Regions from separate parts of the Homo sapiens genome. Here region 2 is linked to region 1. A link is a loop called in an ENCODE intact Hi-C map of the cell type or tissue named here. Cell type or tissue: PC-9. All regions are shown on one strand. Links, peaks and the distances in the headings refer to the core of each region. The heading gives the core; the rest is flanking DNA. Region 1 overlaps COL9A2 (collagen type IX alpha 2 chain). Region 2 overlaps CAP1 (cyclase associated actin cytoskeleton regulatory protein 1).

Evidence for each region. Hi-C counts contacts between places; a loop is a spot of excess contacts. Peaks named below come from ENCODE experiments on the same cell type or tissue, not always from the same donor. Only the 100,000 strongest peaks of a DNase experiment are listed, where the experiment ranks them.
Region 2: a loop joins it to region 1, with 16 times the contacts of the local background. A loop is called at or near these places in 5 of 110 quality-filtered maps.

Annotation. Positions count from the first base shown.
Region 1 is chr1:40,303,682-40,310,426 of GRCh38, reverse strand. It overlaps COL9A2 (collagen type IX alpha 2 chain), which reads left to right. Exons shown (of 32, transcript NM_001852.4): 14 at 110-163; 15 at 263-316; 16 at 436-489; 17 at 2,182-2,235; 18 at 2,671-2,724; 19 at 2,928-2,981; 20 at 4,240-4,284; 21 at 4,659-4,712; 22 at 5,580-5,633; 23 at 5,898-5,951; 24 at 6,036-6,107; 25 at 6,328-6,363; 26 at 6,455-6,499; 27 at 6,588-6,620. Among named protein-coding and RNA genes, the nearest start is that of COL9A2, 10 kb to the left of the region's middle. In PC-9, for the core only: a CTCF peak has its summit at 4,694; DNase peaks (open chromatin) are centred at 3,916, 4,826, 5,146 and 5,416; H3K4me3 peaks cover 780 bases; H3K27ac peaks cover 2,497 bases.
Region 2 is chr1:40,066,228-40,073,928 of GRCh38, reverse strand. CAP1 (cyclase associated actin cytoskeleton regulatory protein 1) reads right to left here. Exons shown (of 13, transcript NM_006367.4): 7 at 7,609-7,701; 8 at 6,212-6,389; 9 at 4,055-4,239; 10 at 3,647-3,770; 11 at 3,417-3,499; 12 at 2,950-3,093; 13 at 1,281-2,479. The coding sequence ends at 2,396. It overlaps PPT1 (palmitoyl-protein thioesterase 1), which reads left to right. Exons shown (of 9, transcript NM_000310.4): 9 at 1-1,217. Among named protein-coding and RNA genes, the nearest start is that of PPT1, 27 kb to the left of the region's middle. RefSeq lists an enhancer at 2,891-4,090. In PC-9, for the core only: no CTCF peak of the experiment used is centred there; a DNase peak (open chromatin) is centred at 3,078; H3K27ac peaks cover 2,216 bases.

The DNA.
Region 1 (6,745 bases), core at 1,746-6,745:
TCTGCTGCCTACCTCAAAAGGGCACTGTAAGATTGAAGGTGGGCATCAGACAAGGTATCATGAAGTGGGCCTTGCAATTGCCATTGCTGTCATTTTTCTTTCTCAACAGGGTCCCCAGGGCATCAGGGGCTACCCAGGCATGGCAGGGCCCAAGGGAGAGACGGTAAGTGAATCTTGGGGTGTTCTACAAGAGCTTCCAGGAGCTGCCTTCTGGCCCCTGGAGTTCAGCCAGGACTGACCTGCAACCCTTTCCTCTCCCCAGGGCCCTCATGGATATAAAGGCATGGTGGGCGCTATCGGTGCCACTGGGCCACCGGTAAGCCTCTTTTTGCTCCCCTACCCCTGAGGCTGGAGCTCCTACAGCTACAGCCACAGAGTGGGCATGGCTCCCCCTGAGCCTGTGTGACCTGGATTCCTGCTTGTCTTTCTTGCCAGGGTGAGGAAGGTCCTAGGGGACCGCCAGGCCGAGCTGGGGAGAAGGGTGACGAGGTGAGTCCTCAGGCACCCATTGTTCAGTCAGGACCCCTGGGGAGTACTGGGCAGGACAAGGCACCCCCTAAGGCTGTGTGTGTGAGAGTGCATGAGTGTGTGCGTGAGTGTGAATGTGTAGTGTGTGTGAGTGTGTAGTGTGTGTGTGTGTAGACTGTGTGTATATGAGTGTATGTGTACAGTGTGTATGTGTGAGGCTGTCTGTGAGTGTGTGTAGTATGTGTATGTGAGTGTGTGAGGATATCTCTGAGTGTGTGTGTGTGACTGTGAGTGTATGTATGTGTGTGTGAGTGAGTGTGTGTGTGTCTGCCCAAGTGGGTGACCTGCTGGGGAGGACCATCTGTGCCAAGAGCCCAGTCAGCCCAAATTCAGACTTTAGGCGAAGCCCTGGGATCCAGTCCCATGGTCACTGGGGCCAGACAATGAGATTCCAGCAAATCAGCCATGGGGCTAATGGGATTTGGTCTCGATCCCAGTTCTCTTAACTCTTTTTTTTTTTTTTTCCCAATTAATAGACCTGTTGGGGGAAGCGGTTTTAAGTTTACAGAAAAATGGAGCAGAAAACACAGTTAACTGTTATTATTATTTAGTTTTTTAAATTATTTTCTTTTCTTTTTAAAAATTAAAAAATTCTTATACTTTTATTTTTCTATTAGACAGCAGAGATCATCTAGTTGTTTTGTTTTGTTTTGTTTTTGAGATGGAGTTTTATTCTTGTTGCCCAGGCTGGAGTGCATGGTGCGATCTCGGCTCACTGCAACCTCCGCCTCCCTGGTTCAAGAGATTCTCTTGCCTCAGCCACCCAAGTGGCTGGGATTACAGGCATGCGCCACCATGCTCAGCTAATTTTGTATTTTTAGTAGAGACAGGGTTTCACCATGTTAGGCTGGTCTCGAACTCCTGACCTCAGGTGATCCACCTGCCTCGGCCTCCCAAAGTGCTGGGATTACAGGTGTGAGCCAACACGCCCAGCAATATCTAGTTTTTTAATGCAATTTTTTAACTATACAGAAAACCAGTGAGAGTGATATAAAGAATCCCCATGTACCTATCACAGGTTCCAATTCAGTTATTAACATTTTGTCAGTCTTGTGTCCTCTATCCCCCAGACCCCTCCTTCCTTTGATTTTGTTATTGCTTTGCTCTGATGTTTTCAAGTAAATCCTTAACATCCTATCATCTCAGCCCTAGATACTTTTGTACATATCTCTAAACAATAAGCACTCATTCTCACATAATCACATTATCACAACTGACAAAATAAACAAGTACTCCCTAACATCATCTAATGGCCAGTCTCTGTTCAGTTTTTCCCAATTATCTCAAAAATGTCTTTTCCTGGTTCTTGTTCAAATCAAGACTCACACAGCATCCACACACTGCATTCGGTTGTTGTGTTCCTTTGGCTGAGTGGATTGTGGGGCCTTGGCCAAGGTCTCAGTGGATTCTGGCTCCCACCCCTGCTCTGGCTCAGCCCAGCCTGGCCTCCTGGCACTGACTTCTCCTCCCTCCTGCTGGTGCCAGGGCAGGAAGGGTACTCCCAAGGCTCTCTCCTCCGGCCCCTGCATGGTGTGGCCTGTGCCAGAGGAACTCTGGGACCTAGAGGCCACTGTTCTCAGTGGTTCCCCTCTCTGCACAGCCAGACAGGGGCCCAACATCCTGAGGGTGACCTGATCTCTCTCCGCTTTGCAGGGCAGCCCAGGTATTCGTGGACCCCAGGGGATCACAGGCCCGAAAGGAGCAACGGTAGGTGCCAGAGGCCTAGGCCCACCAGGACAGAGGCCAGGGCCCAGCTGCTTTGTCCAAACCCCCAGAAGAGAAGCCTGGGATGCTAGTCTGAACTCTGCAACTGGTGGGCTGGCTCCATAACCTCAGGAAATGCCTCCCTTTCTGTGCCTCAGTTTCTTCACCTGTAAACAGGGGTGATGACATACGGGAGGTCATGGGGAGCTTGCAGCAGTCGGGGACACCACCCTCCACACTAGGGAAGGACTGTGTTCCGTGACCCTCATCCCCTTCCCACTTCAACTCCCCTCCCCCAGTTGGCCAGTGGGGCTTCCTGGGATGACCAGAGCCACTCCCTCCCTGCACACTGCAGCTGTCTCAGAGGAACAGGGGTGGGTGGCCAGACCCCAGACATCTCCGCATTATCACTCTCCCTTGAACTTTCCTCCTGGGTAGGGCCCCCCAGGCATCAACGGCAAGGATGGGACCCCAGGCACGCCTGGCATGAAGGTAGGAGTGGGGCTGCTGATGGGACTGGGGCAGGGGCAGGACCTTGAGTCCTGGATTCTAGACACCAAGAGCCTGGGGTCCTCAGGTCATGGACATGCCCTTTCTTGCCTCTGGATCTCAGTTTCCCTACCTGCATCTGGGTAGAAGCCATGGCCCTCTGGCTGGAGCTTTAATTTGTATCTTTGGTTATCTGTCTATCCCAGGGCAGTGCAGGACAGGCGGGACAGCCCGGAAGTCCAGGCCACCAGGGCCTAGCGGTAAGTGTCAGGTGGAGCCACAGGGGCTGGCCAGGGGCTAGTGGCTGATGAGGTTAGAATCCACACACACCCGGGGCTCTTGCTCAATCACCACCTCTTGCCTTGTTACCAACTCTGTGGCCCCTGGCCTGGCGAAGGCTTCATTACTTGGACAATTACTCTAGCCTTCTCTTTGGCCATTCCAGTCCTCCATGTTGGCTAAATGGGATCTGACCATTTCTGCACTATAGCACCTTCCATGGCTCCCCACCGCCTCCAGGAAAAAGTCATTCAGTCCAGTCCTTCAATAAGTAGTTATTGAGGTCGGGTGCAGTGGCTCATGCCTATAATCCCAGCACTTCAGGAGGCTCAGCTGAGTGGATCACTTGAGGTCAGGAGTTCAAAACCAGCCTGGCCAATGTGGTGACACCCCGTCTCTACTAAAAATACAAAAATTAGCTGGGCGTGGCGGCTCATGCCTGTAATCTCAGCTACTCAGGAGGCTGAGGCAGGAGAATTGCTTGAGCCCAGGAGGCGGAGGTTGCACTGAGCCAAGATTACACCACTGCACTCCAGCCTGGGTAACAGAGCAAGACTCCATCTCAAAAAAAAAAAAAAAAAATAGTTATTGAGTATCTGAGGTATACTAAGTGGCAGGTAAACAATTATAAATAGGACAGATGCAATCTTTGTCTTCATGGCTCATCTTACCATTCAATGACCACCATAATCTGACCCCAACCTGCCCCTCCTGCCATATCAGCAATGGCCCCTCTCTGTCCTTTCCCTTCTCAACAGGCCTTGGCTTTTCTGCCTCCACACCTTTAGGCCTTTGCTGGTCCCTCTGTTTGAAATGCCCTTTCTGGTCTCTTTGTGCCTTCTTATCGTTCAGGGCCATCTCCATTCCATACCTCCTGGAGTCCAGTCCATGGGAGCCTGCCCTCCCTCCCTGTGGGGGTACTGAGTGGCCAAACCTGTTTCTGTGCACACATGCAGACTTGTGTTCCTGCGTGCACTCACATGGGCTCAGGCACCTGAGAGCACATATCCATCTCTTCCACGTAGACCCCAGGTCCTGGAAGACAGGCCATTCTCTGTGCCCCACTCCTCTGCCACCACTGTGGGAATGTACAGTTAAGTTCATCATGCCGTGGCTGGACCTTCTGTTGTTCAGCTCCCACAGGTGGGGGAAATCTGGATTGGGGATGGGAAGCAAAGCAGCAGGTGCATGGGGCTCCCTCATGCCAGGGCAGAAACTGACTTCAACTTCTTTCTGCAGGGTGTGCCAGGCCAGCCTGGGACAAAAGGAGGCCCTGGAGACCAGGTGAGGCGATCCCAAGCTGGGGACAGAATTGAGCAAGGAAGTCTGGGGCCAGGAAGACAGCAAGGCCCAGGCCTCAGCCAAGTCTCAGAGGCTCAGCCAGAACATAAGCCCCTTGGGCCTAACCACCTCCCTCCTGCCACCTCCCACCCATCATGCACTCCTCAGCCTGCCTCAGTGCAGATAGGATGGCATGGCTTAAAATCCAGAGGAGAAACAAACAGGAAAATCAGGAGCCAAGAGGATTGAACCAAGAATACCCTCTCCCCCGTCCCAGCTCATCTGGTTCCAGGCTCTGTTTAGGCTTCGTTGGGTTTCCCTGAGGCCAAGGGCCTGACTGGGCCACCCAGACTGACCTGAGAACTGTTTTCCTGCAGGGTGAGCCGGGCCCGCAGGGCCTTCCTGGATTCTCTGGTCCCCCTGGGAAAGAGGTAAATGCCCCCTGCACTGACACAAGGGTTCCTGCTTTAGGGTGAGGCCATGGGGTGGAGCCCTAACCTAGGGAGAGCTCCGAGTTAGTCTGGCTCTGCCCTGACCCAATGATTCAGGGAAGCTCTTTCTCCTCCCTGGGCCTGTTTCCCTATGTACATTGCAGGGAGGGTGGGGACTGGCTCTGTTCTGGAGTGTGACTTTCCTAGATGGCCAAGTTGATGGGCTGGGAATCCAACAGGCAGAGTTGTTCGTTCATTTATTCATTGCATAAACATTCACTAAACACTTGCAACTATGAGTCTCCTCTTCATATGGAGGGTATAGTTTAATGGAAGAAATAGACATGAAATAAATGATCACGCCGGGCGCGGTGGCTCACGCCTGTAATCCCAGCATTTTGGGAGGCTGAGGCGGGTGGATCACGAGGTCAGGAGATCCAGACCGCGGTGAAACCCCGTCTCTACTAAAAATACAAAAAATTAGCCTGGGGCGGTGGCAGGCACCTGTAGTCCCAGCTACTCTGGAGGCTGAGGCAGGAGAATGGCATGAACCCGGGAGGCGGAGCTTGCAGTGAGCGGAGATCGCGCCACTGCATTCCAGCCTGGGTGACAGAGCAAGACTCCCTCTCAAAAAAAAAAAAAAAAAAAAAAAAGAAAGAAAGAAATGATCACATGATAAGTAATTCAAATTGTGTTGGGTCCTTTGAAAGAAAACTACAGGGACCCAAAACCATGGAACAGGTGGTCTGGGAAACCTTCCCTGATGAAGCAAATTAGCTGAGACCCAGGGTAGGGAGGGGCTGGCCAGGTGTGGAAGGGTGGGTTCCACCAGGTCAAACGCTTAGCCCCAATTTCTCCTTCCTCCAGGGAGAGCCAGGGCCTCGAGGAGAAATTGGTCCCCAGGGCATCATGGGACAGAAGGTAAGTGCCTGGCACAATGGCCCCTCCCCGGGGGCCTCTGCGGCAGCTGGCACTGCTGGATACAGCATCTGCTCCGTGCAGCCCGTGAGATGCCTCCCCAGGCAGGGCCTAGGTTTGCTTTGCTGGTCTGCCAAGTGGAGAAAGGACCCCCTGCCAGTGACAGCAGGAATGGAGGGCACCCTGACCATGCGGTGCCAGGCCTCGGTGCGGGAGGCTACCCCTGCTGAGAGCTGCTGAGGTTGTGACCTTCTCTTTCCATTTCAGGGTGACCAAGGCGAGAGGGGTCCAGTGGGGCAACCAGGCCCTCAGGGAAGGCAGGTGAGTGCAGGCCAGCTAAGGTGGGCAGGGCGTCATATCCAGGCCCCTCATTCCATTTATTCCTTTGGTTTCTTTTCTCCTCAGGGCCCTAAGGGGGAGCAGGGCCCCCCCGGAATTCCAGGGCCCCAAGGCTTGCCAGGCGTCAAAGGAGACAAGGTGCCAGATGGGGCTGGGAAACACCTGGGAAAGGGGCCCTATAACAGGGGGAGTGGGGTCGGCAGGACTCAGATCCTTCCGGAGCCTCCAAACCTGCGGATCTCAGGGTTCTGGTCTGGTCGGCGAGGCGGAGTTGGAAAGAGGGGTGTGGCCGAAAGTTAGGTGGGGGACCCCGTGGAGGGGGGAGCTCGCCAAACCCCTCACTGCCCGCTTTCTCCAGGGCTCCCCAGGGAAGACCGGGCCCCGCGGCAAAGTGGTGAGTTCCAGCACCCCTGTTCCCAGCGACCCCCAACCCTGCTCTGCGTCCCCGCCGCCACCGCGCGTCTGACCCGTGGTTCTCTCTGCAGGGTGACCCAGGGGTGGCCGGCCTCCCCGGAGAGAAAGGCGAGAAGGTGAGCGCGCGGCCTAGGGAAGGGCGGGGAGCGGCGGCTGGCCCCGGGGTCCCCGCGGCTTCGTGACCGCTGCTCCTTGTGCCTGCAGGGCGAGTCCGGCGAGCCGGGGCCCAAGGGACAGGTGAGTCCTCCCCTCCCGGCGTTCTCCGACTTTCCTGGGCGGCCACTCCCTTCCTCGACCCCCACCCCCCACTCTCGCCCACCCGGGCGCCTTCTCACCCGGCTCTGCTCCCACCCCCATCCCCC
Region 2 (7,701 bases), core at 17-5,016, 230 kb after region 1:
TACTTGGAAAGATCTAAGATCTGAATCTTATCCTTTGCCATCTTCTGTTACCATATGGTGTTGAATGCAAGTTTAATTACCATGGAGATTGTTTTACAAACTTTTGATGTGGTCAAGTTCAGTTTTAGAAAAGGGAGTCTGTTCCAGATCAGTGCCAGAACTGTGCCCAGGCCCAAAGGAGACAACTAACTAAAGTAGTGAGATAGATTCTAAGGGCAAACATTTTTCCAAGTCTTGCCATATTTCAAGCAAAGAGGTGCCCAGGCCTGAGGTACTCACATAAATGCTTTGTTTTGCTGGTGATTTAACCAGTGCTTGGAAAAATCTTGCTTGGCTATTTCTGCATCATTTCTTAAGGCTGCCTTCCTCTCTCAGTACGTTGCCCTCTGTGCTATCATCTTATCATCAATTATTAGACAAATCCCACTGGCCTACAGTCTTGCTTCTGCAGCACCCACTTTGTCTCCTCAGGTAGTGATGAATTAGTTGCTGTCACAAAAGGAGGGAAGTAGCACCCAAATTAAGTTGCTTAAGAGAGGAAATGTACATCTTGTATAACTTAGGGAGCGAAGAAAATGTAGGCGCGAAAGTGAAAAGTGAGGCAGCTAGTTCTTCCTATTCCATTCTCGACCAACCTGCCCTTTCTTAATATGACTAGTGGTCTTGATGCTAGAGTCAACTTACTCTGTTGCTGGCTTTAGCAGAGAATAGGAGGAACCATATGAAAAAGATCAGGCTTTCTGACTTCCATCCCCAAAACACATTTACCAGCATACTCCAAACTGTTTCTGATGTGTTCCATGAGAAAAGGATTGTTTGCTCAAAAAGCTTGGAAAATACTACACACTCCCTTTCTCCTTCTGGAGATCAACCCACATTAGAGTGTCTAAGGACTCCTGAGAATTCCTGTTACAGTAAACAAAACTAACGTAATCTACCATTTCCTACACTATTTGAGCATGGAAATCATAGTCCCCACTCTGTGAAAACTTAACGCTTTTTGGAAGACATTTCTGTAGCATGTCAGTTTGGAGAAATGATGAGCTACGCCTTGATGAAAGAACCGTGTTGGTGCTGCTAAGTTTAGCCATTATGGTTTTTCCTTTCTCTCTCTTAAGCCTTATTCTTCAACTAAAAGATGAGGATTAAGAGCAAGAAGTTGGGGGGGATGTGAAAATAATTTTATGAGGTTGTCTAAAATAAAGAGTAGTTTCTTATCCTTGGTGTTTTCAGTATTTTTTGCATTTCTGTACAGCCAATATCACAGGTAAACAACTAAGCAAGTTTGGTATTAACTTTATTCTATTTTCTGTATAACTTTAAGTACATAAAGGTTTATTTCCACAGGCCTCAGGAAATGGGTAGAAATCACAGGACAATCTCTCTTCCCACCAAAAAAAAGTTGCATATTTTGGTAAGTGTTTGTCCTAGAGGGAAAAACAACTGAAATTTACATTAGCAGTGCTGTGCAAGATTCTTACATAATTCAAGACCTAAAACCAGCCTGCAGTGGAGGTTTCAGTCCTCTGTTCAGGTGCTTAGACAGAAGCCATAAGCTGATGAGCATGACAGGGAAAAGGAGGCAGTGAAGACAGGTGACAGGCACCTGGCAGGGAAGAAGGATTCAGGAATGCCAGACTCCTTGAAATCATGTGGGTTTTTTTTTTTTTTTTTTTCCTTTTAAAGTCATCTCTATAGGAAGGTGCTGGGCAGGGATCCCAGAGAAAGAAAGGGTCCAAGACTCCATTAACTGCCCTGGATGAAGGGCACTGCTACAGCAGCTAGTACCAGAGACTCTCCTATCTCACGGTTGAGGCAGACCCAGGATAGAATAGAGAATAAAAGGAATGCTTATAGGAAACAATTTTGTATGGAATGCTAGATGGCCAAGCCTCAGCCTTTGGTCCAGTGCAACCCTTGCCTCGCTTGTCAACAGTGAAAAATTAGTTTGGTTAGAAGAACCATCTGGAAACACACCAGCTTCTGCTACCTTCATGCTCATTGTTAAAAAAAGATTAACCAGTGTGAACATTCTGATCTGTTAATTCCAGGGACTGTTTTCTTTCCAATGGACTGTTTGTTGGTAGAATAACCCCCAAAAGCTCAAAGCTAAAATGCATCATCAGTCCTAGTCGGCAGTTCCTTAAGAATGGACTGGCGGCGTGGTTGAGCTGATATGGAAAAGCTGCACCTTCCTGCAGAAGATCAACTGACCTGCTATCCCACCCCAAATTTCAGCCTGAGGTATATTTCAGTGAAGGCAGGTAGCTGTGCTTCTCAGAGCAGAGAAGCAGTTTTAAGAGCAAAAAGGTAGAGGAAATCTAGAAAAGAACCGTCTTGATACAGATTTATCCCATGGTGTGAAGGGAGGGCAAAGAACCCAGTGGCACTTCGCTTATCCAGCAATTTCTGTCACTGTGGTGACCAACTTCTGCCCGTTCCATAGGGTCTTGAACTGCTCAGGAACTGGGAATTCATTCTGCAAATAAAGAAGAGACAGCAGGTTTAAATCTGAGCTAAAGAACAGCTGGGGCTAAATCTCACACATTTCTCCCAATGCTTGCTTCCACTTAACCCCAGGAGCACGGTACAATGTAGCAAGAGACAAACCCACAGAGCCATGCTATGTTCTAGTGTTCAGCGATCTTGGACAGACTATTAAGTCTATGGGGTGTAAATAACAGTACATATGGCTTTATAGCACCAGCCTGACAAGGTGCCATGGCTCATCCCCATTATTTTTTGCTACCTTGAGCTCCACTTAGGCAGAAAGCACCTACCTTTGGGGCTCCACTACATGGGACTACCTCATTTCTGTGTACTTTTGGTGTGCATTATTGGGTTTTTACCTGCTCAGTGCAGAATGTTCATAAAATAGCTTTCTTCAATGCCAGAAATCTTCAGTCCCTTCTGTTTTTAACATCATACTAAAGAGATCAAGAAACTTACAAAGTCACCGCCTTCTGTAGGAATGAGGACATTCATCTCGGAAGATTTGGCACTGACTATTTCACAATCCAGGGAATTCTTGCTCAGGTAAGCATGGCAGCCATCTGTTTTGTTGATGGATATGGTTGGCACTTTACCCATTACCTGCAGAGTAAACAAAGAGAACTGAGTCCCAGTGGTTGGGAAGGACAACAGTAAGTCGCAGGAAAAGGTTTCCTGTTTCACGTGACTCAGCAACTACATGAAAAGCTCACAGATGCGCAAGACACTGGATACTCGGGTGGGTTGGGATGGGTCCTGAAAAGAACTTGCTTGAAGAGCCAACCCTTCTTCTGCCACGTCCAAAGCAGCTCAGCTTACAGACTTTGTAGAATCAGATTCCCACCAAAGCAACATCTGTGGGTCTACCATGTCTCTTTGAATTAATTCCTCAGGGACAAAAAGAAGGAGCCAAAATATCGAGTTACCTGAACTTTGACATCCTTACTGTTGATTATCTCCACAATGCCCACCACGTCATCGAATACCAGGCCAAGTTTCTTACAGTTATCTAGGAGAAGAAAGGGAGTGTGTCAACGTGTAACTTTAAAGGAAAGTAATATACATTTAGGAATCTTTAAGGATAGGGTAGGTAAAATGGTATTAGCCTTCTCGGGCTCTGGGACGGGGCTTGCGTGGGACAGCGACAAAGACTCACCTACTGTAATGGAGTTAATTTTGCCCTTGATTTGCAATGTCGTGTTGACACACTTGTATATGTAAGCCACCTGTTTCAGCTCTGTGTCCTCAATCACCAGGTTGGAAACATTTTCCTGATTTTCCTGTTAGAGAGAGATCCCAGGATTCTCATCACAAAGCACACACCGAACAAAAAATAACCAGGCTATCCCAAACTTTTTGTTCTTGCAATTGAAGCCAGAACTCTGCCCTCATCTAGCTAAGCTCCATTTAACCTCCTGTTCCTACTCCTTTTCCCCGGGAGGCGGAGGTTGCGGTAAGCCGAAATCGCGCCACTGCACTCCAGCCTGGGCGACAAAGTGAAACTCCATCTCAAAAAAATAAAATAATAAAAATACCTGCCCCTGTCTAGGTATTTTTAACTCACCACTCTCCACTTCTTGCCCTCCAGTTCAAGTACAGCTGGCTCCTTCTTTGTGGCTCGTTTGGGGGATGGGCTGGTTTGGGGTTTAGGTGCAGAGAATGGTTTGGGGCCACTGCGTACTGGACCACTCTGAGCCTTCAGGGCAGGGTTCTTGTGAGTCTTCATGTCATCAGATACATGTTTCAGGGCTGTAAGAACAACAGCTACCTTGTTCCTGTCCTTCATACCAGACCTTTGAGCTGCTATCGTCATGTTAAACATCCTTAACAGAAAATTCAAAGCCAAAACCAGAGCCTTTGAGATGTTCTCTTGCAAGCAGTTTTGGAAAAGTACTTTTATCATTTCTCTTCTCCCCAAGATTAAATTATATGGTTCCATTAACAACAACATGGAATGTGTGTATATTGTGGGTGAGGATAAGGATATGTAAATCCTTATCCTCTATGTCTAGAAAGACATATCAAATGTATGTGCACAAATATATAATTTTTAAAGCAATAAAGAAAAATGAGTGGTAGTAAAGAAAATTTGGTAAAAGGAAAAGAAAAAAATACCCTCACTCCCCACAGCTAACCCTACTTCCCCCACCTCCTCAGTCAGTGTTGGCATTTGCAACTCTACAATATTGTTTTCTACATATATTTGGTTTTGTTGGTTATAATCATACAGATTGTTAACAAATTTAGTTCAACTATTGACACTTAAAAACTTTCTCATGTTAACCTGTAGTTTAATATCTTTCTAGGCCAGGCGCTGTGGCTCATGCCTGTAATCCCACACTCTGGGAGGCCAAGGCAGGCGGATCACCTGAAGTTAGGAGTTCAAAACCAGCCTGGCTACCATGGTGTATTTTTAGTCTCTACTAAAAGTACAAAAAAATTAGCCGGGTGTGGTGGCAGGTGCTGTAGTCCCAGCTATTTAGGAGGCTGAGGCAGGAGAACTGCTTGAACCTGGGAGGCAGAGATTGCAGTGAGCCAAGATCACGCCACTGCACTCCAGCCTGAGCAACAAAGTGAGACTCCCATCTCAAAAAAAATAAAATAAAATAAAAAATAAAAGTAAAAATATATTTCTTTTATGTTTTAAGGGAAAAATAATTCATCATCTCCCACAGCAGGCTGACACACGCCTCGCTTTGAACATGGCCAGATCTATGTTAACTGTATAACAAATACTGAATGGCCTTTTTATCTCCACCATTCCTTGTGGTTGTAATTTACATACTAGATTTTTTTTTTCTTAAACATTACATGGTTCACTGTAGAAAAACATGTAATGGTGGCACAACATTTCATCAAGAGGCCGGGCGTGGTGGCTCACACCTGTAATCCCAGCACTTTGGGAGGCCGAGGTGGGCAGATCACCTGAGGTCAGGAGTTTGAGACCAGGCTGACCAACATGGAGAAACCCCATCTCTACTAAAAATACAAAAAAAAAAAATTAGCCAGGCATGGTGACGCATGGCTGTAATCCCAGGTACTCGGGAGGCTGAGGCAGGAGAATTGCTTGAACCTGGGAGGTGGAGGTTGCGGTGAGCCGAGATCGCGCCATTGCACTCCAGGCTGGGAAACGAGCAAAACTCCGTCTCAAAAAAAATAAAAAAATAAAAAACATTTCATCAAGAGGACATGTGGTAGTTAGCCATTTCTCTTACAGTTGGATTTAGGTTGTTACACCATTTTTAGCTACTATGATCATAGATTCCTAGAAGTGGCTGGACAACTCAGACTTCCACCAGCTGTGTTAAGGGTATCTACTTTATACCAACATTAGGTCACTCTCATGCAAATTTTCCATGTAACCAGTATGCATCTTCTGAGGAAGTTAACTCCCTAACACAATGCCTTCCCAGAGGCCATGTGGTGCCACGGAAAAAGCTCTGGGGAAAACCGCCAGCTCTGTGCCTTGGCACAAGAGGGTCCTCTATATATGCTACCTAATATTAAGTCACTTTCCCATGGGGCAGATGGCTTCCTCCAACTGTGATCATCATTTTCAATTTCCATTTAAGCCAGCTTTGCCGTCCCTTAAAGGAACAGGACACACCAAACGAGTCTCCACCACACAAGCCAGGGTTGTAGTTTACAGACGGTTCTGGTTGGTGGGGTCTGGCCCACACAACTTGTTGTACCTACTGTTCGTGTCCAAGTGCTCACTCACCATGTGTAATGCTCTCCCCCTGATTAATCTGCGCGAACAGTGATGAGCGGGAAGCAGACTCATATGAGCATGAAATGGTAGAGACTGGGGGAGGAGGGGGGCATGGTGGAGGGGGAGGAGGACATGATCCGGCAGAGGGTCCAGATGGCAGTCCGCTCAGTTCTTTTGCCACAGGCCCCTGGAACAATAAGTGCAGGTAACATCATCATCCTCTCTGCTCCCCTCTGTACCATTCCCAGTAGTGCCCTACATGGGCCAGTGCACATGGGGTCCCCACCACAGCCTTTGAGGCAATGATTAATGTGTCCTACCCATACCCAACTTGGCTTTATGCCTTCTCACCCTTTCCCAAGGATCCAGCTCTCAGTTCTATTTCTTGACCATCACATTTTGCCTTTGAACTCACCTGATTCCAGCTCTAAAAACTATTTCCACAAATCTACTTGACATCTTCCTTAGTGTGTTACCAGTACCTCTGATTCAACAGATTCAAAACTGATTTCATCATTTCCTGCCGCTCCTCTCCCTGTACAATCATCCCCTTGTCCCTATTTCAGTGAAAGATGTTACTATCCAAGACTGACTATTCAATCTTCTTTGAGGATTCCAACTTCTTCGACCTTATCAAATCTCTATTATCTTGGTGCTATCTCCTGCAAATGTTTTTCTACTATCCCCCAAACACCATGACCACTTTCATAATCTGAGCATGAGTCCTTATCCCTAACCTATACACTGAGACTCTTTTAAAGACAAATTGAATCATTATCACTCCCTTGCTCAAATACCTCATCCCAAAGTCTCAGCCTACCTTCCTTTCCAGCCTTTTCTCCTAAAATTCTGATCATTTCCCCTTATTGAAGCCAGAGATGACCAATCTCTACATTTACTCTGCATGTATTTTGTTTAAGCTGTGCCTTTTGTAGTATCCCACTTCTCACTGCCCTATACTACTTTCAAGTCTCACAGAAGAGTATATACCTTCAAAGTACAATCTCTTCTAGTGAGAAGCACTCTTCTCTTCCTCATACTCTAGTCTGTATCTTTATTATAGCATTTGGCTTGGTGATTTGTATTGGGGTTTTGCATTCTTATTTTTAAGCTCCTTAAAGGCTGGGATAGTGTAACTCATTTGTGTGTGTCTCCTGCTCCAGCACCAATCACTGTCCCTAACATATTTATTGAAATTGAATACCACTGAATATTCCTTCTCCTCTGATCCTTGCTTCCTCTACTCTTTTTACCCTTTCTTTCTCCTCCTTTTCTTCCTCCCTTCCACTGAAAAAACTAGCATTCCCTCACAGACTTTGGTAGTGCTGAAGTCTAAGAAACCTGTGGACCCCATGCTGGAGAGAGAAAGTGGGAGGGAGGGAGGGAGGGAGGAAGGATTCACTAACCGTTTTGCTCCAGGCCAGTCCGGTGGTATGGAACTCCTTAATGTAAGCCTGCAGCTCTGTCCATATACTTAAATAAGCTTTGACCCAGTCTAC